Linked DNA regions of Homo sapiens: region 2 is linked to region 1. Evidence: read pairs that join two places in POLR2A ChIA-PET (ENCODE). Cell type or tissue: HCT116. All regions are shown on one strand. Each heading gives the region's core, and the rest is flanking DNA. Links, peaks and the distances in the headings are about the cores only.

Region 1 (15,956 bases), core at 7,373-9,872:
TTTAAGTTCCTACTATGTGACAAGAATTGTGTTAGGTAATTTGCATGTCATCATATCACAATCCTTCTAGCCATAAAGTATCTCTCTTTTTTCTTTTACCTAGTTCTTACTCCTTGTCATTGTGCTTGAGGGAATTTGGCATTGTGTGCTATCACTTCGATTAGGGAAACGCAAGATCCTTAACTAGGCAATGTATAGAATATTGAGTTGAAAAGCCATACCTCTTCTCTACAAGTGTCAGGATCTTCGAATGGGAATTTGATTTCTATAATAATAATTTAATAAAAGTGATTTCTAGCAACAAAATTTTTTATCCCATTGAATTTATTATAACTTAATTTACTTACGTTAGAAAGTATTTACAGTTATATAATGAGGATTTTCTTGAGTTGACTAAATTTGAGGAAGAAATTTGCCTTTGATTGCTTTCCTGGGTTAACATATTTCAGAATTTTTGCCACCTAATGTAGTATACTCTTCATGAAATTAAACCAGAAACCCACTAACGAGAAAGGTAATTCACCTACAGATGCTGTGAGCTAAAATGTTGTGAGTTGATCTTGGTTATTCTTTATGGCCATTCCCTTTTTTCCAAGAAAACTAGACCATTTCTAGAAGGAAGTCAGATCCTAGTTACAAACATGTTGCAAGCAGATTTAAAAATCTCTACTCCTCCTTCTATCTTATTATACTGAAATTACATAGTAAATTTAAATACATACACTTATACATATGGATGGTATGTATGTATGGATTTATGCTGAAGTCTGCATTATTAGAGAGCAAACTTGGGCCTATAGCCATTAATTCAGAAACAACTGCTAATTGTTTGACAGTTACAAATTGACATTGCCAAAAAGCAAACTTGGCCTATTATTGCTTTGTTCCTTTAATATTTCTCTTTTTATTGTCCTCTTAATAACACTTTTATAAATATTGTGATTTATTCAGTTTCTAATAAATAAGCATATTTTTATATTACTTGAGTCAACAGAACAGCATTTTGAAACTGTTCACAGATTCTCATTCATAAGCTAAATACTTATAGAAAATAGATACAGTTACTGATTTTATGCATTCTGTACAATTTTGCCTAAGAAATTAATGCATAGAAGTGGACTTTTTTATATCACCAACAAGATTGAAAATATAAGCAAAAAGTGTTTATAACTAATTGTTTTATAAGAAAGGAACTTCACCTGTTTCTGGATATTTTTTCCTCTGGAATTCAGCCATAAAAAAGAATGTAATCTTGTCATTTATGGCAATGTGGATGGAACTGGAGGACATTAAGTGAAATAAGCCAGGAACAGAAAGTTAAACACTGCATGTTCTCACTCATATGTGAAAGCTAAAAAATGTTGGTCTCATAGAAGTAAAAAGTAAGACAGAGGATAGATAATAGAGGCTGGGAAGGGTAGGAGGAAGGAAGGGATAGGGAGAAATTTGTTGAAGGATACAAAATTTCAGCTAGATAGAAGAAATAAGTTCTAGTGTTCTATACCACTGTAGGATGACTGTAGTTAACAATACTATATAGTTTCAAATAGCTGGAAGGAAGATACTGAACATTCCTAACACAAAGAAATGATAAATATTTAGATAATGGATATGTTAATTACCTTGATTTGATTTCTGTACATTATATGTATCAGAACATTATCTACCCCATGAATATGTATGATTATTATTTGTTAATTAAAAAAATAAAATTAAAAAAATCATACATGGGCCAGGCATAGTGGCTCATGTTTGTAATCCCAGCACTTTGGGGGGCCGAGGCGGGCAGATCACTTGAGGTCAGGAGTTTGAGAGCAGCCTAGCCATCATGGTGAAACCCCATCTCTACTAAAAATACAAAAATTAGCTGGGTGTGGCGGCGGGTGCCTGTAATCCCCAGCTCTTCAGGAGGCTGAGGCAGGAGAATCACTCGAACCTGGGAGGCAGAGGTTACAGTGAGCCGAGATCATGCCACTGCACTCCAGCCTGGCGATAGTGAGATTCCGACTCACAAAAAAAAAAAAAAAAAAAAAATCATACATAGTAAAATGGTAGCATTTTTTGAATATGAGTGGAAGCTACATGAGTGTTTTAAATATTTCATAATTTTAAAATCACTGGGTGCAAATGACTATATGAATAAAAGTGTCCAATAAACTGTACTCTTAAAAACTAACAAATATATGGGATATATTAGATACTTGATGGATTTATATTTGGCATAAGTAAGGTTATATTCACTTTTCATCCATCATTGCATATATGTATCAAGTATGTGTGTACTGGCAGTATTTATTTAGCCCACTCAGGTAGAATTTATTCTTCCCATATAATTACAGGGTATTATCATCAACTAAATTAAATCAGAAAATGAATGAGAAAGCACCTCAAAGTACCAGGTCTATACAGCCATTCTCTAGATCAAACTTACTTACAAACACACACACAACATGTACATAGTTTTATTTATTTGTTTATTTTTCTCACAGATGAGATTAACATGGGCTTTGGAGTCATAAAGACTGAATTTGAATCTAATTGCTATCATATCATATCTCCTATATAGATGGACTCTTGGGAAAGTTAAATAAATTTCTAATAATATTACCCTTGTAGTTAGACAATAATACCAACTTCTTCTTAAGGTTCTTATGAAGATAAATTTGTAAAATAGCCGAACATTTTCTGACAAGTAGTAATTATTGAATAAACATTGACCTCCTTCCCCATGTGTTTCTAACCTCCTTTGTTAGTAAAGTTTTTTTTTTTTTTTTTTTTTTTGTCATCCAGGCTGGAGTGCAATGGTGCGATCTCAGCTCACTGAAACCTCCACCTCCTGGGTTCAAGCGATTCTCCTGCCTCAGCCTCCCAAGTAGCTGGGATTACAGGCACCTGTCACCATGCCTGGCTAATTCTTGTATTTTTAGTAGAGACAGGGTTTCACCACGTTGGCCAGGCTGGTCTTGAACTCCGGACCTCAGGTGATCCGCCCACCTCAGCCTCCCAAAGTGCTGGTATTACAGGCGTGAGCCACCATGCCTGGCCATTAGTAAGGTGTTAAAAAATAGGTTCTCTTTGTAAAAATTAGTTTTGAACTTTATTTTTACTTTTTTTCTTTGCATTCTCACCCAGTCTATTTTTGGTCTTATTTTGAAGTTTCGCACACCAGTCAAGATGTATATATATGTGGGCCATGGGATATACTTTCTGACTTTGTTATTCTGTCATGTTGACACTCTCTCAGTGGGAATCTGCATTGGTCTGTTTTCACACTGCTGATAAAGACATACCCGAGACTAGAAAGAAAAAAAGGTTTAATTGGACTTACAGTTCCACATGGCTAGGGAGGCCTCAGAATCATGGCAGGAGGCAAAAGGCACTTCTTACATGGCAGCAGCAAGAGAAAATGAGGAAGAAGCAAAAGCAGAAACCCCTGATAAACCCATCAGATCTCCTGAGACATATTAACTATCACAAGAATAGCACGGGAAAGACCAGCCCCCATGATTCACAACACATGGGAATTCTGGGAGATACAATTCAAGTTGAGATTTGGGTGGGGACACAGCCAAACCACATCATTCTGCCCCTGGCCCCTCCAAATCTCATGTCCTCACATTTCAAACCCAGTCATGCCTTCCCAACAGTCCCCCAAACTCATTAACTCATTTCAGCATTAACCCAAAAGTCTACCAGTCCAAAGTCTCATCTGAGACAAGGCAAGCTCCTTTTGCCTATGAGCCTGTAAAATAAAAAGCAAGCTGATTACTTCCTAGATACAATGAGAGTACAGGTATTGGGTAAATACAGCTGTTCCAAATGGGAGAAATTGGCCAAAACAAAGGGGTTACAGGGCCCATGCAAGTCCGAAATCCAGTGGGACAGTCAAATTTTAAAGCTCCAAAATGATCTCCTTTGAATCCAGGTCTCATAACCAGGTCACGCTGATGCAAGAGGTGGGTTCCCATGGTCTTGGGCAGCTCTGCACCTGTGGCTTTGTAGAGTATAGCCTCCCTTCCAGCTGCTTTCATGGGCTGGCATTGAGTGGCTGCAGCTTTTCTAGGTGCATGATGCAGGTTGTCAGTGGATCTACCATTCTGGGGTCTGGAAGACATTGGCCCTCTCCTCACAGCTCCATTACATAGTACCCAGTACGGACTCTGTGTGGGGTCTCCAACCCCACATTTTCCATCTGCTTTGCCCTAGCAGAGGTTCTCCGTGAGGGCCCCACCCCTGCAGAAAACTTGCCAGGGCATCCAGGGGTTTCCATACATCCTCTGAAATCTAGGCGGAGGTTCCCAAATCTCAATTCTTGACTTCTGTGCACCCACAGGCTCAACACTACATGGAAGCTGCCAAGGTTTGGGGCTTCCACCCTCTGATGCCACAGCTTGAGCTGTGTACATTGGCCCCTTTCAGCTATGGCTGGAGCATCTGGGACACAGGGCACCAAGTCCCTAGGCCACACACAGCATGGGGACCCTGGGCCCAGCACACAAAACCGCTTTTTCCTCCTGGGCCTCTGGGCCTATGATGGGAGGGGCTGCCACAAAGGTCTCTGACATGGCCTGGAGACATTTTCCTCATGGTCTTGGGGATTATTAACATTAGGCTTCTTGCTACTTATGCAGTTTTCTGCAGCCAGCTTGAATTTCTCCCTAGAAAATGGGTTTTTCTTTTCTGTCGCATAGTCAGGCTGCACATTTTCCATACTTGTATGCTTTGCTTCCCTTATAAAACTGAATGCCTTTAACAGAACCCAAGTCACCTAATGAATACTTTGCTGCTTAGAAATATCTTCCACTAGATACCCTAAATCATCCCTCTCAAGTTCAAAGTTCCACAGATCTCTAGGGCAGGGGTAAAATGCCGGTCTCTTTGCTAAAACATAACAAGAGTCACCTTTACTCCAGTTTCCAACAAGTTCTTTATCTCCATCAGAGACCTGGACCTTATTGTCCATATCGCTATCAGCATTTTGGGCAAAGCCACTCAACAAGTCTCTAGGAAGTTCCACACTTTCCCACATTTTCCTGTCTTCTTCTGAGCCCTCCAAACTGTTCCAAACTCTGCCTGTTACCCAGTTCCAAAGTCACTTCTACATTTTCTGGTATTTTTTCAGCAACACCCCACTCCTGGTACCAGTTTACTGTGTTAGTCCATTTTCATGCTGCTGATAAAGACATACCCCAGATTGGGAAGAAAAAATGTTCATTTGGACTTACAGTTCCACATGGCTGGGGAGGCCTCAGAATCATGGTGGGAGGCAAAAGGCACTTCTTACATGGTGGCAGCAAGAGAAAATGAGGAAGAAGCAAAAGTGGAAACCCCTGATAAACTCATCAGATCTTGTGAGACTTATTATCTGTCAGAAGAATAGCACAGGAAAGACCAGCCGCCATGACTCAAATACCACCTCCTGGGTCCATCCTGTGACACATGGAATTCTGGGAGATAAAATTCAAGTTGAGATTTGGGTGGGGATACATAGCTAAACCATATCAGAACCTTTGTATATAAAAGGAACATTGATAGAGGATGATGAAATCATAGGAAAGACCGACAGTTTCTGAAGGACTAATTCTATAAAGTCTGCTGTTTAAGAGTTCTTAATAGTATTTTTTTAATGAAGTGATTTAAGTTGCATGGTTAATGATCAAAACTTCTGGTAGAGGCTGGGCACGGTGGCTCACGCCTGTAATCCCAGCATTTTGGGAGGCTGAGGCTGGCGGATCACAAGGTCAAGAGTTTGAGGCTAGTCTGGCCAACATGATGAAACCCTGGCTCTACTAAAAATACAAAAATTATCTGGGCATGGTGGCAGGCACCTATAATTCCAGCTACTCTGGAGTCTGAGGCAGGATAATCGTTTGAACCCGGGAGGCGGAGGTTGCAGCGAGCCGAGATCACGCCATTGCACTCCAGCCTGGGCGACAGAGTGAGACTGTGTCTCAAAAACAAACAAACAAGCAACAACAAAAACAAAAAACAAAAAAACTTCTGGTAGAGCAATTTATGACTTCTGGTTTTTTGTCTAGGCAGTTTATTTTGTCTACGATTGGATCTAACGTACACTTTACTCCAGACCCAGGTCTAAAACCTGATTGATTAAATCAGAAGTTTTTAATGATGCTGTAAATGATTTTTTATTATTGTTTAATCATATCTTAAAAAAAACAAACGTAGGGCTGGGCACGGTGGCTCACGCCTGTAATCCCAGCACTTTGGAAGGTTGTGGTGCGTGGATCACCTGAGGTCAGGAGTTCAAGACCAGCCTGGCCAACATGGTGAAACCCCATCTCTACTAAAAAATACAAAAAATTAGCCAGAGGTGGTGGTGGGCGCCTGTAATCCCAGCGACTCGGGAGGCTGAGGCAGGAGAATCACTTGAACCCAGGAGGCAGAGATTGCAGTAAGCTGAGATTGCACCACTGCACTCCAGTTTGGGCAACAGAGAGAGACTCGGTCTCAAAAAAAAAAAAAAAAAAAGTAAAAACATTGAAGTAGAATTGGCAGGAATGCCTTTATTTTTTAATCTAAAATATTTAAAATGTATTGTAGCGTATTGAAGTGTCCTTCAGATAATATCCCTTGGAACTTTTTTTTTCTCTAATTTTGAAGTTTAGTGATACTCTGTTTTTATCTTAAAGTGACATTATCTTTCAGTAGTTCAGTGTTTGTCTCTGTCTCTCTCTCTTTTTAGCCTATACTTCCTGGTATATTTGGCAGTGTAATAAATGTAGCTGTCAGCTAGTATAATTATTCCCTTTTGTGTTTAAATTATTGGAGATAGAAGATTACATCTGGATATTAGTCTCTTCATTCAGTATTGACAAGTGATGGTATCCAGTGGTACTTAAATCATTGGATGATGGAAAACATCTTTTTCTTCCATTAGGAAAGAATTTTACATGGACTTAAAAATCAAAGTATTTAATGTGTATATCTAGTACATGTTTTATACACTGTGCTTAGATCCTTTGGGTTGAATTTTTGTTTGAATAGAAAAAAATTTTGTTTGGATAGAACAAAAAATACATTTAAAACATTGCTCTAAGTTTCAGGATAAGCATTTTATTTTTCAGGGAGCACTCTTTAGTAAATATTATATGAGTGTATTAATGGTACTCTGATAAGGTAGAAATAATTATTTAAGGAGAATTCAGATTAAAAACTGGAGAGTAATTGTTTTATAACATTAGAACCCTGAATGGCAATTTGATGAACTGGAGAAGAAAAAGATGTCTGCAATAAATCAGAAACAAACCCTTCAGCTTCAGCAGTAGTGCTCATTATTTTTTTTAAAAAAATAGAGCCTCTAGGATCAAACATATTATACAAAGTAGCATGTATCATTAAAAGTATAAATTGGTATCCTTTTTAAGGGGAGTATAAAGAAGTATGTAGGAGTCAGTGTGGTCTGAAAAATGGAAAGGTTATTTTGCTGCTAAAATATAGGTTTTTTTACAGTGTAAGTGCATTGCTCAGAACATATCTTCTTCCACGCTTCAAAAGAGTTTGGGTAAGGGAACAGCCTGAAAAACACCTGAAAGAGAGAATTCTGGCTTATGGATTAGAGAGCATCTATAAACAGAACAAATTGGTGAATAAGAGTTCACAAAAATTTTGTCTAAGAAATTTCCCCACATGCATTCAGAGGTTAATAATTAAATTTTTTGAAGTTCATTTTAAAACATTGCTTATTTTAACATGTAAACGTATGTTGGGTGGGAAAAGTACAAATGGGAGATTGAAACTGTTTTAATCATGTAAATGATCAGCCCTACAATTTTTGTTTTTTTAATAATCTGGAATGCTTATTTTATATGCTGGGATGCTAGTTGTTTTTTCTATTAATACACTTAACTTGCATTCTAGCTTCGCCATTCAGAGACAGGCATCGTGTGGTGGGTTGTGTGACAGTGTCTGTCAATAGTGAAGACAAATAGTGCCAGAGACACTTAACCCATCCAATCTCACCCAGGGTATAGGTCGGTCTCGTTTTCAGACTTCTTCATAAGTCCTTCTTTCTTTCTCTCTTCCTTTCTTACTTTTTGTTTGTTTGTTTCTAAATAGTGGATTGATACTGATTGAAACTAAAACTTTTTGTAAAGTTTTAAACTTTGCATTAATATTATAAGAAAAAGAAGAAAAGTAGAAAATGAAGGTTGGCATGTAAGGTGTCGACAAAGCAGGTTTGCAGCCACTTTGTGTGTTCTAGATATTTCAATCTCTTGGCAACATGAGTGTTGGCCTTACAGCTTTTTTCTCTGAATATCTTTCTTCTTTAATCTGAAAATATGTCCTTGTATCTGGTGACTTTTATCAGATGAGAACTTCAGAGTTGGTCATTGTTACCAGTAAGAAAAATATAATGCTTAAGAAGAAATAACGAAGGTTGAACATTATGTGTTTTAGATCAGAAATAGTTTCTGGCCAGGCACAGTGGTTCACGCCTGTAATCCCAGCACTATGGGAGGCTGAGGCAGGCGGATCAGCTGAGGTCAGGAGTTCGAGACCAGCCTGACCAACATGGTGAAACCCTGTCTCTACTAAAAATACAGAATTAGCCGGGCGTGGTGGTGCATGCCTGTAATCCCAGCTACTTGGGTGGCTGAGGCAGAAGAATCGCTTGACTCTGGGAGGTAGAGGTTGCAGTGAGCCAAAATCGTGCCATTGTACTCCAGCGGGGGCAACAGGAGCGAAACTCCATCTCAAAAGAAAAAAAAAAAGGCCGGGCACGGTGGCTCACACCTGTAATCCCAGCACTTTGAGAGGCCAAAGTGGGCAGAACACAAGGTCAGGAATTTGAGACCAGCCTGGCCAATACGGTGAAACCCCGTCTCTACTAAAAATACAAAAATTAGCCAGGTGTGGTGGCGGGCACCTGTAGTCCCAGCTACTCGGGAGGCTGAGGCAGGAGAATCGCTTTTACCTGGGAGGCAGAGGTTGCAGTGAGCCAAGATTGTGCCACTGCATTCCAGCCTGGGCAACAGAGTGAGACTCCGTCTCAAAAAAAAAAAAAAAAAAAAAAAGGAAATTGTTTCCAAATATCTTTTTTTTAATGATTATTTTTGAATAGTCAATAATTTATTCCTTCTTTGTTCCACTATTTGTTCACTTAGCACTCTTGCAAAATTTTATGGCTTTTTTTAAACTAGCTTTTTTAGAAAACTCAATTTTGCACAGATGTTGAAAAATTATAAAATATGTACATATTCAAATGTTAGGGATCAAATTTTAATCTTGGAAGCTTGGAAATTAAATATCATTTCTGTCATATATTTTAAAGCAGTGAAAGGTATTTCTTTCTTTTGAGGACTTCAGCAAATATTTCTAATTTCAAAGCTTTCTATTAAAAGTTTTTAGTTCCATATAAAGTATATCTTTTTTATGATATTTTAAGCACTAATATATTATGGTAGTTAAAATAATTTCTAGTTGACAAATCTAGAGCTGATAGTTCTTAAGTTTAAAATACAGTTTAAGCAAGGAGTATATAAAATCTACATGGGTTTCTATAAATGGTATCGTTTAAAATCTTATTTCAGTCTGGGCATGGTGCCTCATGCCTGTAATCCTAGCACTTTGGGAGGCTGAGGTGGGAGAATCCCTTGAGCCTAGGAGTTCAAAACCAGCCTGGGCAACATGGTGAAACCCTATCTCTACAAAAAAATACAAAAATTAGCCAGGTATGGTGGTGCATACCTGTAGTCCTAGCTATTCAGGAGGCTGAGGTGGGATGATCGCTTGAGCCCAGGAGGTCGAGGCTGCAGTGGGTTGTGATCGTGCCCCTACACTCCAGCCTGGGCAACAGAGCAAGACTGTCTCAACAAAGAAAACAAAAAAGAAAGTAAAGAAAGTAAATAAAATCCTGTTTCATCTTTTATTAAATTGCAGATTCTGGGATATTCATATTCCATGTAGACATTATTTAATATCTGCCAGTCTTTGAATCTCAACTATTTTTGAGTATTTATAGTTTCCATCAATTCTTAAAAGAAGCTGTATGTACAATTCAAGTTCACCATCGTTACTGGCATTTGGTCTGATAACTGGCTACTGTTAATAGTGGCAAACAGACTTAAATACAGGATACTTTACATATGACACTTTACCTGCCTCTTTTAAATTTTAAAATTATTCTATTTAAAATAATCTGACATTATAAATTTCTATGAGTAAATTATAGAATGGTCTATTAATTTTTCCTTTAGTTTGTTGTGCTTTCTGTGGTCACAGAAAATGCTTTAGAAAAAATAAAATTATTCTAGCCCAGGCACAGTGGCTCATACCTGTAATCCCAGCACTTTGGGAGGCTGAGGTGGGCAGAACACAAGGTCAGGAGTTCAAGACCAGCCTGGCCAGTATGGTGAAACTATCTCTACTAAAAATACAAAAATTAGCCGGACGTGGTGGCGGGTGCCTGTAGTCCCAGCTACTCGGGAGGCTAAGGCAGGAGAATCGTTTGAACCCGGGAGGTGGAGGTTGCAGAGAGCCAAGATTGTGCCACTGTACTCTAGCCTTGGCAACAGAGCAAGACTGTGTCTCAAAAAAAAGAAAAGAAAAGAAAAGAAAAAGGAAAAAAAAAGTATTCTATATAAGTTAGACTATAGGTTCAAAGATAATTCCTTCATAAAAGAAAAAAAATCAATAAAATTTATTCACATGGCCATGCACCATGGCTCACGCCTGTAATCTCAGCACGTCAGGAGGCCGAGGTGGGTGGATCACTTGAAGTCAGGAGTTCGAGACCACCCTGGCCAACATGATGAAATCCCATCTCTACTAAAATACAGAAATTAGCTGGGCGTGGTGGTAGGCACCTGTAATCCCAGCTACTCAGGAGGCTAAGGCGGGAGAATCACTTGAAACCTGGGAGGCAGAGGTTCCAGTGAGCCGAGATCGCGCCACTGCACTCCAGCCTGGGCAACAGAGCGAGAGTCCCTCTCAAAAAAAAAAAAAAAAAAGAATATATAGACGGGTCAGAACTGCATTCACACTTTGGTTCTATAGAATATCAAGCTGTTTTTTGATACTTTATTTAGTGATACAGTGGTATTCCCAGGAGGATTTGTCAGCACTTTTCTGGGAATGCTTGGAAATGACTAATTAGCATTAGAAATTTAAAATGTTCTGATATCATTATTTTATGTATTTATATTTTAATAGGATATTAAGGATTTTTTTCATGGTAAATTTATGGATATATAAGTAGGTAATTTGGCTTACTTATAATTTAAGGAAATAAAATTACTAGAGTACTCTCGGTAGAGATAGCAAATCGTTACCTCTAGACTCTTAGTATTTTCTCTGTATCAAATAATGCTATCGTAGTAATATATATTCTAAGTACTTTGAATTATATTTGAATTATATTTGAATATAAAAGAATAAAAATTCTTTTATTCTTCAACCTACATTTATTTGCCAGCTTATCTTTAATGTAACTCCAAATACATACCAAATTTTTGGCTTCCCAGAAATCAATTTAATAATTTGAATTTTATTACAATGTAGGCACTGTGATAGGTGTTGGGAGGATCTAAGATGAGAAAGATATTGTCAGTGCTTTCGAAGTGCTCACAGTTCTTACCCTCCATTTTACTACCTCACATGGCATTATTAATTAATGCACTCAGATCTCTTGCTAACCAGAATGTAATGTTTTGATGTGAAAGATTTTATACATCATTATCATCATCAGAGGATCAATAGTACCATGGTAAAGAATTTTAGGCTGGGTGTGGTGGCTCACGCTTATAATCCCAGTACTTTGGGAGGCCAAAGCTGGAGGATTGCTTGAGCCCAAGAATTTGAGACCACCTGGGCAGCATGACAAAACTTTGCCTCTACAAATAATTTAAAAAGTAGCCAGGCATGGTGTTGTGTGCCTGTAGTCTCAGTTACTCGGGAAGCTGAGGCAGGAGGATTGCTTGAGCCCAGGAGATCAAGGCTGCAGTGAGCCATGATCGTGCCACTGCACTGTAGCCTGGGCAACAGAGTGAGACCCTGCCTCAAAAAAAAAAAAGAATTTTACAGTTTAAAAAAAATTATTTCATTTGTCTTAAAATGAGTAGAATCTTTGCAATTGAGGTAGACTTTAAAAAGTAATATTTTTCTATTAAAAGATGGTTACTGTTCTTTTCTGACAGAGTTAATATTTTCAGTGTCATAGTTTTGTGCTAACTTTTTCTTTAATAAGTATGCCCAGGATCAATCCTGCAGTTGTGCACACACAATCGTGTGTTAGCTGTCCATGGAAAATGTATAGAATATTTAAATTTATGTAGGATATGATATCACAGTTTGGCATACTTACCCTAGAACACACACTTATGTCTGACTGTTAAATCAGTTGGGTTTTATAATCATTACGGTTTTGATATTTGATAAGATTTGCAAGATAAAATTTTTTACCTCAGAGAACAAGACAAGGTTATATCGTGCATATTAAATTCATAATACCATATAACTTGCTTTTGGGTTCATGATTGCTTTTCACCTGTACTTTCCATCTGTCATGAACAGGGATCCCTGAGATGTTCATACTCTGCATTCTCATGTGCATGATCCTTAGATTTAAAAAGGGTGAGTGGGAGAAAGTTGCTTTATAGAAATATAAGTTCACAGCATTCATGTTTTGTGTGTTCCACTGCAAATATTGCATGCTGCATACTTGTATGCTGCATACTTGTATTTCTCTGAAAATGAAGAACATAGGCTCATAAGTACACAAAAAATTAGTTTCGTTTTTGCCAATAGTTGGAACAGATGAAGGAATGTTAGATGTAATACCTTTTCTATTTTTTCTAAAATGAATTCTGTAGTATTTTTCAAAAGACAAGGAAAAAAATTATATTTAAACTCAAAGTGGCTACAAATCAGCTCCTAAACTGTCACTGACAGTAGCATATAGATTTCGTAGTTTTTACAAACTTTTAAAAATATTTATTTACTAAGAAAACATTGCATTAATGCATGATACAAAATTGATAAGTTTTCCTTTAAATTGGAATGCAGTTTAAAGTGACTGAATTTTCCAATTTCAGCTACTGCATTTGAGAAGGATACATACTGGAAAATGGAACTGGTATCATCTAATTTCTTTAGACTCCTTCACTTATGGTAGTTGGGAAAAATCTTTCCATGTGGCATTATATAGATCATATTCTTGATGACTAATATTAATTACTGTGCTTTTTAGCCTTGACAGTAATGAAGAATTCTGGGTGGATATAGTTCATTCAAATAATTTAGGTGTATTTTAAATACATGTTTTCAATTGAAAAAAACAGATCTTTGGCACTTGGCTTTTAATTATGTAAACATTGACATTCTTACATTTTGCTCTTTATATTATAATTGATGTGTATGTTGCAATTCCAATAACTGCACATACAGTTTTATCATACACTTTAAAACAGTGGCATACTTGGTCATAGATACAAATTAATTTTAGATTGAAATATATCTTTGTCACATTACCTATTTTTATTTTTGTGTGTGTATGTAATGACAACCTTTCCATATTGTGAACAAGATAAAATGATATCTAAAATGTTAGTCATGACAACTTCCAACCTTAGCGATCAACGCGCCTCTGAGTTTATGCTGTTAAGGGCTAAAGTAATAGTATTTTCAGTGCGCTATTCTGCCAGTTGCCACACATGCTGAAAAGATCTACTTAAATCTTTCTTGCTAGGCATAACAGATAAATAGTTTTATAAAAAATATTAATTCTGATGCTCTCCAGAGATTTTTATGCTTAACTATTTTCTGTTAGATTTCAGCCAGTAAAATTTACCATTGTTCTTACATTGGAAAATTCCCTTACTAGTCACAATCAACCAGGTCCTTTAAAAAGAGAAAATGGACAGCTCTAACCAATTGTCAAGCATGTAATCAAGTACTTTATTAAGAGAAATCCATCCATTAATCAGTTCTTCCTTTGCTTTTCATTATGTCATAAAGGATGGATTTATTTTAGAGCTTATGGTTTTGAACTACCACTTCCAGCTTCTGGAGACCCAATGATTAACTTGCTTCTACAACCCAGAATGTTCCAAATCATACCTTTTTCATCTTGATTCTCCTAGATTTTACAACAAATCATAGTGACAATACCAGTTCCATTTTGCCTCCAATTCAGTTGATTATATATTTTTTCTATTTATTTCTCATTTTATAATTGATATCTGGAATAATCAGCAGCTCTTTTCTCATTTATTTTCTCATATTTTTATTCCAGGATTTGCCTCTGAAGCAGGGAGTGTCTGCATTAAAAATGACCTGTAGTTCTCTGCTTCATAGGTTAGAAACTTATTTTAATATTTTGTGGCTAAGCACAGTCCCACTTTTCAAATTCTATAATGAATTATTTAATTGGCATTGAATGTGGACCACCAGCATATATTTCATATTGGGGTTTTCTTTATTACTTTAAATGATTAAAATTCAATAGAATGTCCAGCTGAGGCAATAAAAGCTTTATTTTTGCTTTACAGCTTAAAACGTTAAATGAGATTTTAAAAATCTATGGATTGTAACATAAGTAAAATAATGCTATTTGGGCATTTTTAAAAATTCCATTTCTTAGGCCTTATATTGCTTGAAGCATTTATATTCTAAAACATAACCAAATTCTGACTATTCATTTTGGGGAAAAACAATCAGTTCACAAATCACATTTTCAATGGGACTGCTAGCCAGCATAGGTGAAAACATGTATAGTGTATTTACTCTTGAATTGTACACTGCAGATGCTTCTTCAGCTCCCTCCTCTTCCTCCATGGGCGGTGCTTGCAGCTCCTTTACCACCTCTTCCAGCCCTACCATTTATTCTACCTCAGTCACCGACAGCAAGGCTATGCAAGTGGAGAGCTGCTCCTCAGCCGTGGGGGTAAGTAACAGAGGGGTAAGTGAAAAGCAGTTAACCAGTAACACAGTTCAGCAGCATCCATCAACACCGAAGAGGCACACAGTCTTGTACATCTCACCACCACCTGAGGACTTGCTGGATAACAGTCGGATGTCCTGCCAGGATGAGGGGTGTGGATTGGAATCTGAGCAGAGCTGCAGTATGTGGATGGAGGATTCCCCCTCCAACTTCAGTAACATGAGCACCAGTTCCTACAATGATAACACTGAGGTACCTCGTAAATCACGAAAACGAAATCCAAAGCAGAGGCCGGGGGTCAAACGACGAGATTGTGAAGAATCTAATATGGATATATTTGATGCCGACAGTGCCAAAGCACCTCACTATGTGCTTTCTCAGCTTACCACGGACAACAAAGGCAACTCAAAAGCGGGAAATGGGTTGGTATTCACATTTTTTAAAATTCTATCATCATTATGCAAAACAAACAAACAAAAAAAATTCCCAATTTTTCCTAATTGCTGAGCTCAAGTTTGCATATAAAGCAACAGTGCTAATTTTATCATTGAAATACATGAAAATTTTAACTTAAAATTACCAACTTTTACTAGATAGAAAATAAAATAATCATAGATTCTAGCAATAGATATCTTATTATCAGTATAGTTAGGTAGTAGAAAATGAAAATAATCTGTTCTGAAATAAATTTCAAATGAATTTATATTTTAAAAGGACTTTTACTCAGCCAGGTGCGGTGGCTCACACCTGTAATCCCAGCACTTTGGGAGGCCGAGGCGGGCGGATCACCTGAGGTCAGGAGTTCGAGACCAGCCTGACCAACATGGTGAAACCCCATCTCTACTAAAAATACAAAAAAAATTAGCCGGGCATTGTGGCATGTGCCTGTAATCCCAGCTACTTGGGAGAACTGAGGCAGGGGAATCGCTTGAACCCAGGAGGCAGAGGTTGCAGTGAGCCGACATCACGCCACTGTACTCCAGCCTGGGCGACAAGAGCGAAACTCCATCTCAAAAAAAAAAAAACACCAAAAAAAAAACCGAAAGAACTAGCAATG
Region 2 (15,956 bases), core at 1,882-4,381, 200 kb before region 1:
CTCACTCCCAGCTCCCATTATGTTCCAGGCACCATGCTGTGTTCTAAAACAGCCATGAATGGGACAGGCGTGGTCTCTGTTCCCGATGGAGTTTATCTAGTCTGATGGAGAAGAAAGATATTAAATAAATAATTGCAATTGTGATACATAAATATCATGAAGGTACATATGGCATTGTGAGAATCAGTGCAGTGGGACCCCGTCTGGGGGGATAAGGATGTCAAGTTATGTTTGGATCTGCAGACCTGAACTTCAGACCCTGCCAAGGTTACACCATTCCTGGCAGCCAGCTGGTTTGCCTCTCTTAGGTGACAGCCTTTTCTTATCAGGCTCATTCTAACCCAAATGCAAATACCTATAGACCTGCACCGTTTCCTCCTGTTCACCCCCCAGGTCTGTTATCTTTCTCTGCCCTGCAGACTGTTTTTTAGGAAGTAGTTTTTGTCTTCTCTAAAATTTTAACCTCCATGTTTTATTTTGATGAGGTAATGTGTTTGGCTAGAGGACCCCCTTTTCATCACTAGGCCTAATTTTGCACTTCCTCAATCTTAATGTTTCTGGATTTCATTTTCCATGTCAGGTGATCTCTAGTATATCTCCATTGTTATATTTTTATTACATCACTATGGAATTTCCACCTACAGATAATTTGTGTAATTTTTTTTCCAACAAGATTTTTATTCTGTAACTGCCATTCTTCACATTCTCCTCTATTCTGCCCATCAGTCCCCTATTTCCATAGAATTAGTAATCTGGAAGTATTATTTTCCATAAGGAATTTGTCCTCTTCTTTGTTGAAACATAGATTTTCTGTCTGCTCTCCAAAAATACTTAGTAAAGTAAATGAACTTAAGGAAAAGTCAGTAGATTTCCCCTACTATCACATATTCTTTGGACAGTTGAACTGGATAAAATTTTTCACAAGAGGACATTACACAATTTCCTTTGTAGCTGTAAAGTATTTCACTTGATTATTATTGCTTGATTTAGACAGAAATGAATAGATCACAATCATTGTTTCATCTTTTTTGGCAGTTTATAATTTCGGTTGCAGTATAGTTTATTTGAAACATTTCATTTGTAATATTGTGTAACTGCGTACATAATATTAATATTAAGTAGACAAAGAGTCCATTAGTGTTAAAGTACAAAGGCTATTCAGGTTGGAAGAATGTTTTTTTGCAAATTCACAAGAGGTTTAAATACAAAGCAAATCCTAGAAAAAAATGGGAAATATCTACTGTCTTACTAGGTTTACTTAATAAAAAGTAGGGAGGAATTTTTGAGTGTCTAGTAGATTTGAATAGTACAGACAACTAATCTAGACTACTGAGCATAACCCCCCCAATACACTTCTATCTTGTTTTGTTAGGATTCAGACAAAAGCACATTTTTAGTTTATATTAATTATAGATATATAAACCTAACTTTACTCTTTCTTTTATTGTGGTGAAATATAGATAACAAAATTTGCCATTTTAACCATTTTTAGTTGTATAATTCAGTGGCGTTAATTACGTTTACACTGTTATGCAGTCATCACCACCATCTATTTCCAAAACTTTTTCGTTACCACTCCAAACAGAAACTCTAACCATCAAGCCATAACTCCGTATTCCTCTCCCCAAACTCAAGCTAACCTCTCATCTACTTTCTGTCTCTATTGAATTTGCCTGTTCTAGGTACCCCATATAAATGGAATCAAATAATATTTGTCATTTTGTATTTGGCTTCTTTCACTTAGCATAATGTGTTTTGTTTTATTTTTATTTACCATTTTATTAATTGTTAAGCATACAGTTCAATGGCATTAAGTACATTCATGTTGCTGTGCAATCATCAGTACCATCTATCTCCAGAATTTTTCATTACTCCAAACTGAAACTCTGTACTTATTAAATAACTCCCTATTTCCCCCTCTTCCCAGCCTCTGGTAATCACAGTTCTATTTTTTGTTTTTATCAATTTGACTACTCTAGAATATAAATGGAATCAACAATATTTGTCCAGTTGTATCTGGCTTATTTTACTTAGCATAATGTCTTCAAGGTTCATTCATGTTGTAGTATGTATCAGAATTTCATTCATTTTTAAGGCTGAATAATATTTTATGTATATACCACATTTTGTGTATCTATTCATCTGTTTATAGGCATGGGTTGTCTACCATTTGGCTGTTGTGGACAATGCTGCAGTGAACATTGGTGTACAAGTATCTGTGTGAATCTGTTTTTAATTCATTTGGACATATCTAACAGTGGAATTGTTGGGTCATATGGAAATTCTATGTTTGGCTTTTTGAGGAACCTCCAAACTGTTTCCCACAGCAGCTGCACTATTTTATATTCCCACCAGCAATGTACAAAGATCCCATTTTTCGATTTTTTTTTTTTAATTGTAGCCATCCTAGCAGGTGTAAAGTGGTGTCTCGTTATGGTTTGATTTTCATTTCTTTTTTTTTTGGTGTGGGGAGTCCCTTTCTGACAGAATTCATTTCCTGAATGACTACTGATATTGCACATCTTTTCATCTTCTTATTGGTCATTTGTGTATTTACTTTGAAGAAATGTCTACTAGAGTTCTTTGCCTTTTTGTAAATTTGAATGTGAGAAGGAGAGAGAGCGAGAGAGCTCTTTGCCCACTTTTAAATTGGAGTGTCTTTATTGTTAGGTTACAGTTCTTTATATATTCTGGATATTAATTCTTGATCAGATATATGATTTGCAAATATTTTCTCACATTTGGTAGATTGTCTTTTTACTCTTGATGTCCTTTGATGCTCAAAAGTTTTTATTCTGATGGAGTCCAATTTATCTGTTTTTTTTTGTTGTTGCCCATGCTTTTGGTATCATATCTAAGAATCCATTGTCAATCTCAAGGTCATGAACATTTACCCTTATGTTTTCTCTAAGAGTTTTATGATTTTAGCTTTTATATTTAGGTTGTTGATATTTTATATTAGGTTGTTGAGTTAATTTTTGTAATATGGTGTGGGGTAGGGGTTCAACCTTTCCTTTGCATGTGGAAATCCAGTTTCCCAGCATCATTTGTTGAAAAGACTGTTCTTTCCTCCACTGAATAGACTTGGCATCCTTGTGAAAAATCAAATGGGAGCTCGATCTTGGCTCACTGCAACCTCCGCCTCCTGGGTTCAAGCGATTCGACTGCCTCAGCCTCCCGAATAGCTGGGACTACAGGTGCCCGCCATCAGGCCCAGCTAATTTTGGTATTTTTAGTAAAGATGATGTTTCACTATGTTGGCCAGGATGGTCTGGAACTCCTGACCTCATGATCCGCCCACGTTGGCCTCCCAAAGTGCTGGGATTACAGTTGTGAGCCACCACGCCCGGCCTGTTTCTTTTTTTAATTGTATTTTACTTAAAAGTTTATATTATGATAAAAACAGCATGAAATCTACCATCTTTTTTTTGAGACAGTCTCACTCTGTCACCTAGGCTGGAGTGCAGTGGCATGAACTCTGCTCACTGTAACCTCCACCTCCTAGGTTCAAGTGATTTTCCTGCCTCAGCCTCCTGAGTAGCTGGAATTATAGGAGCGGGCCACCACACCCAGCTAATTTTTGTATTTTCAGTAGAGATAAAGTTTCACCATGTTGGCCAGGCTAGGGTCAAATTCCCAACCTCAAGTGATCCACCTGCCTCAGCCTCCCAAAGTGCTGGGATTACAGGTGTGAGCCAAAATCTACCATCTTAAACATTTGTTTGTTTTAAAGACAGGGTCTTGCTCTGTCACTCAGGCTCGAGTGCAGTGGTGTGATTGTAGCTCATTGTAGCCTTGAACTCCTGGGCTCAAGCAATCTTTCTGCCTCAGCCTCCCAAGTAGCTGGGACTACAGATGTGCACCACCACACCTGGCCAATTTTTTTAGTTTGTTTTTAATATAGATCGGGGTCTTGCTGTGTTGCCCAGGCTGGTCTCCAACCCCTGGCCTCTAGTGATCCTCCTGCCTCAGCTTCCCAAAGTCCTGGGATTATAGGCCTCAGCCACTGCACCTGGCCCATCTTAAACATTTTTAAGTGTACAATTCAATTGTTTTAAATATTGAATATTGAATATTGTTGTGAATCAGATCTCTAGAACTTTTACATCTTACAAAAATGAGACTATACTCATTAAACAAATTCCCTTTTTTTCCTTCCCCAGTGCCTGGCAATCACATTCTACTTTGTGTTTCTATGAATTTACTTTACATACTGCCTATATTTTTGAGATTTAGCCATAAGATGTCACTGTAGTAAGTGAACACACTTGTATAACCACCATCTGGTTCTTCCTCATCCCCAGAGGTACCCACTGTATTACCATAACAGCATAGATTCATTTTGCCTGTGTTTGAACTTTTTATAAATGGAAATTTCACAGTATATATTCTTTTGTGTCTGGTTTCTTCAGTTCAACATGTTGCATTCTCATGTGTTGTGTATGTGGCAGTGGTTCGTTCTTTTTCATTGCAGATTAGGATTCCATTGTATGATTATATCTCATTTTGTACATACTCTGCTGTAGATGTTTGGGCTGTTTCCAGTTTGGGACTGTAATGAATAATGCTGCTATGGCCGTGTGTGTTGCGTGTGTGTGTGTGTGTGTGTGTGTAAATACATATATCTATTACACATTTCTCTTTAGTATATATTAGGGGATCTCATTTGATTTTTTTTTTTTTAAAGAGATAGTGTCTCACTATGTTGTCCAGGATGGTCATGAACTCCCAGGCTCAAGCGATCCTTCCACCTTGGCCTCCCAAACTGCTGGGATTACAGGCCTGCGCCGCCGTGCCTGGCCTTCATTTGATTTTTTAATGGAAATTTTTATTGAGATAATTGTAGATTCATATGTAGTTGTAAGAAATGATAGAGATCCTTTGTACTCTTCTCTCATTTGTAACATTTTGCAAGACTTTAGTATGGTATCACAACCAGGATATTGACATTAATCAGTCCACAGATATTATTCTGATTTCCCAGTTTTACTTCTCTCTTTTTTTTTTTTTTTTTTGAGATGGAGTCTTGCTCTGTTGCCCAGGCTGGAGTGCAGTGGCACAATCTCAGCTCACTGCAACCTCCGCCTCCCGCGTTCAAGTGATTTTCCTGCCTCAGCCTCCTGAGTAGCTGGGACTTACAGGCACATGCCACCACATCCAGCTAATTTTTTGTATTTTTAGTACAGACAGGGTTTCACCATGTTGGCCAGGATGGTCTCGGTCTCCTGACCTCGTGATCCGCCCGCCTCAGCCTCCCAAAGTGCTGGGATTATAGGCGTGAGCCACCACGACTGTCCTTACTTCTCTTTGATTTATTTCTTAAAGAGAAAGCGAGATGGTTTAATTTGTAGTCAAGAGTCATTTCTTCTTGATTACAGTGCTCATTATGCAAATTTCATCTACCTGTTGATACAGAAATGGTACCCTGCCACTTCCCTGGACATTTATTCCAGACAGAAAAATTCCTGTGCAACCCTCACCTAGATGTCTGCCAGCAGTTGATCTCTCTGCCTTCTTAAAAAGTTATGTAAACTCTTATCTAGAATATCTGGGGTTTTTAGTTCAACTGACTGGACATATACAGTATAGAAACTCATTTTTTTTCAGTGGGTTTGATAATATTCTCAACTCTAGATCAAGAACTTCCCATTACTTAACCTGTCTTTGATGATCCTGAAAGTTCCCTAGATGGGAAATAGATCTGGCAGTATGTCAGGGTCACTAATTTTCCCTGGATAGTATTAAAATATATAGAAGGTTTGCTACTTTTCCTGGCCCTGGATAATCTGTCTGAAAAGAGTTTGTGTGAATGAAGTTTTCACGTATTTGCTCTTCATGTCATCCTGTAGGCTCAGAATGAACAATACAGGGAGATTCATTTTGCTTATCTATAGTTTCTAAATTTTTGGTAATGAAAATTATTACTTTTGTAAAGAAAGTTATAAAAATACTAACAATTAAATATAAAAATGCAGGGTGCTTGGATCTCAAAATAGGAGCTTACTGTGATTAAAAGTCAGACTGCATATAATAATTAGTTATAATTAATAATGCTTTTTCTTTCTTTGTTTACATGAAATCTTTCAGAAAATAATAATGCTTTTTCAAAGATTGAATTTTTGGTAAATGTTTATATTTTGGCTAGCTTAAGTTTTCCCCTTTCTCTGCCTCTCATTTCTAGAGTCACCAGAAGGAAAATGTAAAACATTTTTTAAATGGCTCTTTCCCTGTAAATCATCCAGCACACACACTGCATTTTTTCTAGTTTCAGGCATAAAGGGAAACCTGGCTCAGATAAGAATGATCCTTGCTGCATGCTCAGCGGCTCATATATCTTTCTTTTTAAATTATTATTTTTTACTTTTTAATATTTATGTATTTTTAATTTTTTTAGTGACAGGGTCTCCGTTGCCCAGGCTGCAGTGCAGTGGCGCCATGCCTCGAATTCCTTGGCTTCTGGATGATCCTCCTAATTCAGCTTCCTGAGTAGCCAGGACTACAGGCCACCATGCCTGGATAATTTTTTAATTTTTAAAATTTTTTTTGTGGAGAACAAGGTCTTGCTTGGTTGCCCAGGTTGGTCTTGAATTCCTGGCCTCAAGCAATCTTCCTGCCTTGGCCTCCCAAAGTGTTGGGAATACAGGTGTGAGCCACTGTGCCTAGCTATCCTTTTTTTTTTTTTTTTTTTAAATTCTGAGAGTCTCTAGCTCAAACACAAGTTAGCAGGTTAAGGACTACTCCAAGTTCTGGCAGAGCTAATTTTTACTACTTGGTCTTCAAAAAATAGAGGCTTTTTTAAAAATTTTTTTTGTGACAGAGCTTCACTGTATTGCCCAGGCTGGAGTGCAGTGGTGCGATTGTGGCTCACTGAAAACTTCGCCTCCCGGGTTCAAGTGGTTTTCCCGAATAGTTGGGATTACAGGTGAGCGCCAGCATACCCAGCTAATTTTTGTACTTTTAGTAGAGACAGGGTTTCACCACGTTGGCCAGGCTGGTCTCAAACTCCTGGCCTCAAGTGATCCGCCCTCTTCAGCCTCCCAAAGTGTTGGGATTACAGGCGTGAGCCATGGCACTTGGTCTTGTAACTCCTTTTTGAACATAACTTCAAAGTGAAGGCCTTTGCCCATGAGCTCTTTGACATCATCTGGTGTCCACTGGTGACCCATCAGCTCCAGAACTTTCTACTTTGTCTTGGAAGCTTTGCTGGTTTCTGTGGGCATGGCCATGGCTGCTCTGGTCATCTGCTCCTGCCTCATTTCTTATTGGTCAGTTGCCATTATCTTGGCCTAGAATCACAGTAAATTCTCTGAAGCCCAAATACGTTGAGGAAATACCAGGATGCAGAGCTCATTCAGGGTGGATCTAATGTGAGTAGTTTGATAACTTGCTGCAGCATAGGCTTAAAACCAGAGGGTCGGCCGGGTGCAGTGGCTCATGCCTGTAATCCCAGCACTTTAGGAGGCCGAGGCGGGTGAATCACCTGAGGTCAGGAGTTCGAGACCAGCCTGGCCAACGTGGTGAAACCTTGTCTCTACTAAAAACACAAAAATTAGCTGGGCATGGTGGCAGGCACCTGTAGTCCCAGCTACCTGGGAGGCTGAGGCAGGAGAATCGCTTGAACTTGGGAGGCAGAGGTTGCAGTGAGCCGAGATTGTGCTACTGCATTCCAGCCTGGGCAACAGAGTGAGACTCCGTCTCAAAACAAACAAACAAACAAACAACAACAACAAAAAACAGAGGGTCAGTGGAAATAGGACCTTGGTTGCAACAATGCCTGAGTATGTCAATGTTGATCCATTCACAAGTAAGAATCATAGGGATGACGTTTGTTATATTTCCTTTCATCATGCCTGAGAGCATAGTGGGAGGAAGTGGTGATATTTTTATCCTCTGGGTTGTTGATGTAATATTCTCATGTCAAGAAAAAGACTTTTTGGGAATGTAATTTCCATTTTCACTGAAGGCTCTGCTTCAAATTAGGACTTAACTGTCAGATACTTGCTCCTGGGTGAGCTTCTTGTCGCTCTGTACCAGGATGAACATGTAGTGGCAGATCATATCTGAGAAGAAGCAGATGATAAACATGGGCGGGACCATCCAGTGGCTGACGCTGGAGTTGGACAGTAGCTCCTACCCTCTGTCTTCACTGAGAGCTGGTCTGGCTTCTCCTGGGGTGCCGGGGCTCTTTGGGTTTTCGTCGAGGCCTTCGTATGCTCCTCAGCCTGGGCATTATCTTGGCCTAAGACTGGCCAGGACCCTGCTATAGCCTCGGGCCTAGTGCAGTGATTCCAACTCCTCCAGCTGGGCTGCCAGTGGCCCATGGCAGCCCTGCATCCATTTGATTTTCGCTAACTCTATCTGGAGACTATAGAGTTCTAAACAGAAACCAAAAGCTCCCTGACGTCTTTTTGCTTGTTCTAAGCCATCTCTATTAAGACCATATTTTAGAGTGAAAGTTATTAAACCGTAGAATTTTGTTTGATCACTCTGACCCCCACTTGCTTCAGTGAAAAAAAAAAAGAAGCAGGCTACAAAACATTATGTACTACATGAATTCACTTTGTGAGAACACAAAAAACTTTTATTTATCACTGCCTACCACACAAAATAGTAAGGATTCAATAAAAAATTGTAGACTAATGGCTGAAATGATTGAAAGAATACACAGGAAAAATGAAGTTTTATGCACCAAATTGTTAACTGGACTTATTTCTGTTCCAGGACTCTAGTTGATTATTCTTTTTTCCAAATTTACCACAGCGAATATATAACTTTTACTTAATATTTTAAAAAAGTGTTGTGCTTTCTCTTGTTTATAAGTGGTGAGAGACTGATGAAAGTGAAAGTACTTGTAGAAAGAACTGTGTAGCAAGTCAAAAATTCAGTCATTCCCTGAAATGTTGTAATCTATGAAGGAGTTTTATTGTCCTTTTACTCTGAAAGGCAACACAATAGTTGGGTTGTGTCAAAAGGAAAAAATATCATCCATAGTTTAGGTGTATAGAACAAATTGGGACATAATTCCAGAACTGATGACTTAGTTCCACAACAAAGAACAGTTTCACATATAATAACCTGAGAGTTTCAGATATAATAACAAGTGAATCGTGGCTGTCTTACTCTTGCTGTAAAATAGCATTCTTAAATACTGGGATGTGAGACCCACTCACTGGGTGGAGACCTTTTAGGAGATAAAAATAGAAGTTATCCTTATCCTCAGGGAGCTCATAGGCTGGTGACTATGACTGGGAAGTAACACTTACAGTTTTTATACTTCAATTGAATTAACATTTATTTAAAATAGGAATGATAATTTATTCCTGCTGAAATGGTTGTTATAAAAAGTAAAAAGCATTAATATTTCAAAAATACAAATTTTGATATATTAAATAATATAAATTCTAAATTTGCTAATTTAAGTAAATGTTTTTTGAGTATTTAAGTCAAGGACTGTGCTAAATATAATTTTACAAAATGGTTAATTTTCTGAGTAAGTAATGCTTTATTTGGTAAAACAGTTTCAGAGGCTGGGCATGGTGGCTCATACCTTTAATCCCAGCACTTTGGGAGGCCGAGGCTGGTGGATCACCTGAGATTGGGAGTTCGAGACCAACATGGAGAAAAACCCCGTCTCTATTAAAAATACAAAATTAGCTGGGCATGGTGGCGCATGCCTGTAATCCCAGCTACTTGGGAGGCTGAGGCAGGAGAATCGCTTGAACCCGGGTGGCAGAGGTTGCGGTGAGCTGAGATTGTGCCATTGCACTTCAGCCTGGGCAACAAGAGCGAAACTCCATCTCAAAAAAAAAAAATTTTTTTTCAGAAGAGTATGTGGTGAAGTCTTCCTTCTACCCTATCTCCCAGCCACTAGGTTCTTTCACCATTTTCAGAGAGATTTTATGCATGGGTATAAATATGCATATATATATCTTCATTTAAAAATTGTAGATGGTATTATATTATGCTCTTCTGGAGTGCAAAGTGTTTTATATGCTTATCTCATTTAATATGTACAATAGTTGTCAAGACAGGTACTCTTATTAATATTTCCATTTTACAACTAAGGAACTAAAGACATCTCAATTTTTTAATAACTTGTGCAGGGTCACATAGCTGATAGTTATAGAATCTACTTCCTGAGGCACTACTTTATATAGTTAACTTATTTATTTATTCATTTATTTTGAGTCAGAGTCTCACTCTTTTGCCCAGGCTGGAGTGCAGTGGCGTGATCTTGGCACACTGCAACCTCCCCCTCACAGGTTTAAGTGATTCTCCTGCCTCAGCCTCCTGAGTAGCTGGGACTGCAGGCACCCACCACCACCATGCCTGGCACTTTTTGTATTTTTAGTACAGACGGGTTCACCAAGTTGGCCAGGCTGGTCTTGAACTCCTGATCTCAAGTGATCTGCCCGCCTTGGCCTCCCAAAGTGCTGGGATTACAGGCATGAGCCACCGTGCCTGGCCTAGTTAACTTTTTAATTTGAAACAATTTCAAAGTTACAGAAAAGTTGCAAGAATAGAATAAAGAATTGCATATACCCTTTGCCTGGAGTCCTTAGTCAGGTTTCTGCAGCTATCTCAATAATATTGGCAAAAGGAACCAACCTAGGATCACCCATTATTCCCAGTTGTCATGAATCTCTAGCCTCCTTCAATCTGGAACAGTTTCTTCACTCTTTCTTTGACTTTCATGACTGTGGTATCTTTAGAGATCACAGGCCAGACCTGTCCAGAAAGATTTTGTAGAATATTTCTAAATTTGTGGTTGTCCCAGGTGTCCTCACTGTAATCCCCATATGATGCATTTTTGACCACAGTATCACAGAAGTTATGCTGTGTTCTTCCCATTGCATCCTGTCAGGCACCACACAATGTCAATTTGTTCCATTATTTCTATTAAAGGGAGAAAGGAAGAAGGGGGTATGGGAAAGTAACTTGTTGGTTTGCTTTTCAGAGAACCCTCGGTTCAGTAAATATCTTTTCCTTGTAGCACCCTGGAGGAGAAGAGGTTCTGCTGGAACAAGCTGGTGTAGATGCAAGTGAAAGCTTTGAAGATGTAGGACACTCTTCTGATGCCAGAGAAATGCTAAAGCAGTACTACATTGGTGATATCCATCCGGTAAGAACTATCAGAGATGGGAGCCCTTATGCAGAGAAAACTACTTAACAGCTGCAGAACAGGATGAAGAAATGAATTATTGGCTGGGCGTGGTGGCTCACACCTGTCATCCCAGTACTTTGGGATGCCAAGGCAGGCGGATCACTTGAGGTCAGGAGTTCGAGACCAGCCTGGCCAACATGGTGAAACCCCACCTCTACTAAAAAATACAAAAATTAGCTGGGTGTGGTGGCGCACACTTGTAATTCCAGCTCCTCAGGAGGCTGAGGCACGAGAACTGCCTGAACCTGGGAGGCAGAGGTTGAAGTATGCCAAGATTGCACCACTGCACTCCAGCCTGGGTGAAAGAGCGAGACTCTGTCTCAAAAAAAAAAAAAAAATTATTAAAATGGAAATTCATTCAATCTAGCCATCAGGCTAAATTTTCTCCAAAATTGTCTAGTCTTACTGTGCTAGGATATAGCTTCTTCTTTGCCAGGTAGCACATGTAATATCTCTAAAAAGCTAAGGGAACTGATTCTGGATTATTTTTATGTGTTGATTTATTTTTGTAATGCAGTTAATAACACCTTTACCTAAAATAGTGGTTTGCTTGTTTTTGCAAGCTCCTTGCTAAAGGTAGTAATTATGGACTTTAAAAACTATCCATATATACCATTCTAACAAGGGACTCTGATATGCTCAGAGTAGAGGTATCTTTCTATGGATCCTCAAATCTCCCAGGGAATTCACTATCACCAGAATATAGTCTCATGTTCCAAAGTTAGAAACAAGCATATAGTGAGAATTCATTTGGCTATGTCTTAAAATATTATTTGTTTTCCTTTTTTTGACAGAGTGACCTTAAACCTGAAAGTGGTAGCAAGGTAAGAAGTCAGCGGTTTGTCTTGTGTTTATATTTGTGTTTACTCAAGTAGGACTGCTTTTTGAAACATTTTTTCTTAACAAGAGAAGTTACAAAGTATTTACTTTTTCCCCAAGCAAAAATCCTATTTTTCTGGAATTTGGACTCAGTATCATCTCAGGAATAAAAGAATAGCTGAGTCTTGAACAGTAGGAAACATTTTGCTAATGCCTTTATACGCTTTTTTTTTTTAACTGAAACTCCAAAGCTATGCCCTGTGTGGTTTTGAAAGAAATTAGTTTATGGGTTCAGTTGTGGAAAAATATCTTACTTTTACATTATGTAGGACAAGTGATAATAATTGTTTCTGTGTTGGAAAAAAATAATTGCAAAGTTGTTTTGTTTCTTATAGGTTATCTTCTTTATCTGTAATACAGAGGCCTTTCTGTACTTATTTTCCAAATTTAATTCTTTTTTCCTGTAGGCTCAAACAGGCCCACACCCTTCCCGGTTACTTAGTAATACAGCGAAAACAAAAGACTAAGTATTTGAGTGTTTGAAAACTTTAATGTGTACTACATTGCATACCAGGAAGAAAATATGGAACCATTTTCTGCCTCCCACATGCTAGGTGGTTCATTTCCCTTATTCCCTAACAATTTTCCTTAATTTCTGTCCTTCAGATAGCTGGTACACAGCACTCTAATTTAAAGGGACAGCAGTTTAGGTGCCACCTAGAACATAGGAAAGTGATGCTGCCTCCCTTCCATTTTCCTCCTCCTTGCTGCTTGCTTCCCATTCCTCATTGAGCCGAAATTACTGAATAGGTTTGACACAGCAATTAAAGTTGGCCTAGACACAAGAATTCTATTAACTCAAGAGATTGCTTGCTTAACAGTGTCTGCCATCTGTTGCCCTGCAATCCAGAGTGTTTGTGTAAATTAACTCTTCCATGTTGCTAGACTGCTACTCTGAACTATTGAATTGTTTCTGAAAGGGGAATGAAATGGTTCTTAAAACACTTTGTAACAACTGTTGGTTGTTTGTCCTCTCCTCCTAACACATGTACTATCCATTCTTGAATCCTTAAAAAAAAAAAATTAAATAGTTCAAAACAGTATTCTGTAAAAAGTTTCTTCCTGTCTCAAGCTCTCAGTGTCTTAGTTCCCCTTCCCTGGAGGTAACCAGCCATCATTTTTTGTTGTTGCTTACTCTTAATAACTTGTGTTATTATGGTAAAATTTGAACGAAGCGTGGCCTTGATTTGTATATTGAACATGTCCAGAAAATACCACTTTCAGAGGTCAACATCTGATTCAAAGGATATAGGAGCCATAACACATTTCTGCACAGCAACTATGAGAGCATCTTTTATATTAAAACAATAGAAAAAATATGTTTGCAATTACAATGTCTAGAAGTCTACAGATTGCTTCTTGTTGCTGTTTTTCTTTCTTGGTAGTACAGTTAGGACCATTCTTAGGAATGTAGAACAATGTTCCCCAAATTCTGTTCTTGTATCACCTCAGTTGGAATCCCTTGGTATGTACATGAATATATATAGGAAATGTTTATTTCTTGGGCTTCTACTCCTACTGCTTTGGAATCTCTGGAGATAGGGTTTAGGAATTTGCAATTTAAGTAATCTAGGTGATAAGTAGGTAGCTAAGCCCAAACTTTTTGCTGAATGATATGCCCATCTTTTCATTTGAAAACTTAGGAAAATTTAATTCTCTTCTGTGGTAAGCATTGTCTGCCTTCTATAGGCCAAAGGATTAGAGATTTCTCAGCTGAATTAAAACTATTGAGCCATCCAGGTGCAGTGGCTCACGCCTGTAATCCCTACACTTTGGGAGGCTGAGATGGGAGGATGGCTTGAGCCCAGCACTTGGAGACCAGCCTGGGCAACATGGTGAGACCCTGTCTCTATTTTTTAAAAATCATAAAATTAGCTGAGCATTATAATGTGTGCCTGCAGTCCCAACTACTGGGGAGGCTGAGGCTGGAGGATAGCTTGAGCCCGGGAGTTTGAGGCTGCAGTGAGCCATGGTAACACCATTGCACTTCCATCTGGGTAACACAGCATGACCCCATCTCAAAAAAAAAAAAAAAAAAAAACCCAAAAAACTATTGAGCCTTAGATTTTTTTGTAAGAAAGATAGAAAAAGAAAGCATTTAAGCTCACCAAGTTCTATAATAATTTAGAAGTCTCCAAATGTAGTTTAGCCCCTATCTGGGTTAAAAAGTGACTAAAGGCAGTGTTTTCAATCCTGTTTTCCTCATGTCACTGTACTCAAGGGACATGTCTTCATTAAGTAGAGAGTCTGGCTATTGTGTTTCTAGTCACTCTGCTCTACTTCAGGCAGATCAGGCAAGAAAGGCCTTTTGGAACATTTTCAAGACCACCTACATAGGTTTTTATAGAGCTATATTCCAACCTGACTTCAGTTCCAGGAAGAAATTCTTGATCTCTCAGATTTATTTCTTACAGAGGTTTAAATAGGGACTTGGTGTCTAGGATGTAGGTATCTCTCTTCTCCATACTTTATCTGGTTTAAACATTCACCATTAAGAAATGGAAATGGAGTTCATTTCATTGGTTACCTTCCTTTCTCTTGGTTCATGGTTTCTGAATCTTTATGAAGAAGTGATTTTTAAAAGTCAAATTAAAAAGTATCTTCAGCCTATGGGAGAGAGTTTTCATTTCCATTTTCCTTCTTCTCCTTCTTCTACTCCCTGTCTGAACTGCACCATCCCTACTGCCCGCCAAGAAAGAAACACTCAAAATGTTGCTATTCCAAAGTGTAAGTCAGTAACCATTCCCTAATTCTTTTAGAAAACACCTTTCATATTACTTTTATAACACAGGTAAATAATTAATGGTCACCATTGTTTTATTGTTAGATGGATAGTACCTGAGTTGAAGGCCCAGAATTAATATACTAAAAACGTAAAGACTTAAAAACTTAAAGATGTAGCAACAGATTTTTTTTTAACCCGCTTCAATCAAAAATAACTAACTAGAATTAAAAACCATTTGTCTTTGTGAATCTCTTCCTTGCTGGATTAACCCTCATGCTGAGAGCCGTCAATCTCCTACTTATATTTGACTTAACATTTTTCTGGTTTGTTTTTGGTTACGGAAACTCACCTTAGAAACAGACTCAGTGCTCTCTGTGCCAGTTTGCCTGCCTGCTTGCCTGCTCTTTAGCAAGTAACCTATAAATATTCGTGGTCTATGAATTCTCTCTTTGATGATGTATTTACTTCTTGGTTAGCTGTTTTATCACTTAATCTGCCATCAGTTCAAGAGATAAAGTGCATACAAATCGTAACCTGACTAAAAAAGTGGGCACCATTTCATTCATTTCTTCAACAGATATTATCTAGATAATAGTTCAACTGCTTTACTAGTTAAATCTTGTAGTCAAATAGGTCTAGTAATTTGACCTGTTCCCCATTACATTTTTTTTGAGTGAGTATTATAAAATGTACATGGTAAAAAAAAAATTTAAATAGTTCAAAACAGTATACTATAAAAAAAGTTGGCCGGGGGCGGTGACTCACGCCTGTAATCCCAGCATTTTGGGAGGCTGAGGCGGGCGGATCACGAGGTCAGGAGATAGAGCCCATCCTGGCTAACATGGTGAAACCCCGTCTCTACTAAAAATACAAAAAATTAGCCGGCCGTGGCGGCGGGCAACTGTAGTCCCAGCTACTCGGGGCAGGAGAATGGCGTGAACCTAGGAGGTGGAGCTTGCAGTGAGCAGAGATCGCGCCACTGCACTCCAGCCTGGGCGACAAAGCGAGACGCCGTCTCAAAAAAAAAAAAAAAAAAAAATTCCCTCGTATATCCAGCTCTGAGACTTTTAGTTCCCCTTCCCTGGAGGTAACCAGCCATCATTTTTTTGTTGTTGTTTACTCTTCCAAAGATTCCATGCATTCATAAGGATGGATGGATGGATAGACAGACAAACCAACCATCATTTC

Evidence for each region. Peaks named below come from ENCODE experiments on the same cell type or tissue, not always from the same donor. Only the 100,000 strongest peaks of a DNase experiment are listed, where the experiment ranks them.
Region 2: POLR2A ChIA-PET joins it to region 1 with 6 read pairs; 5 of 35 experiments call an interaction of 5 or more read pairs at or near these places.

Annotation. Positions count from the first base shown.
Region 1 is chr16:69,632,266-69,648,221 of GRCh38, forward strand. NFAT5 (nuclear factor of activated T cells 5) reads left to right here. Exons shown (of 15, transcript NM_138713.4): 4 at 14,763-15,321. Among named protein-coding and RNA genes, the nearest start is that of SNORD13H, 68 kb to the right of the region's middle. In HCT116, for the core only: no CTCF peak of the experiment used is centred there; no DNase peak of the experiment used is centred there; H3K27ac peaks cover 290 bases.
Region 2 is chr16:69,436,157-69,452,112 of GRCh38, forward strand. CYB5B (cytochrome b5 type B) reads left to right here. Exons shown (of 5, transcript NM_030579.3): 2 at 10,994-11,122; 3 at 11,959-11,988. It also overlaps the pseudogene LOC100420066. Among named protein-coding and RNA genes, the nearest start is that of CYB5B, 20 kb to the left of the region's middle. RefSeq lists silencers at 370-419, 7,349-7,631 and enhancers at 7,978-8,057, 8,088-8,347. In HCT116, for the core only: no CTCF peak of the experiment used is centred there; no DNase peak of the experiment used is centred there; H3K27ac peaks cover 1,904 bases.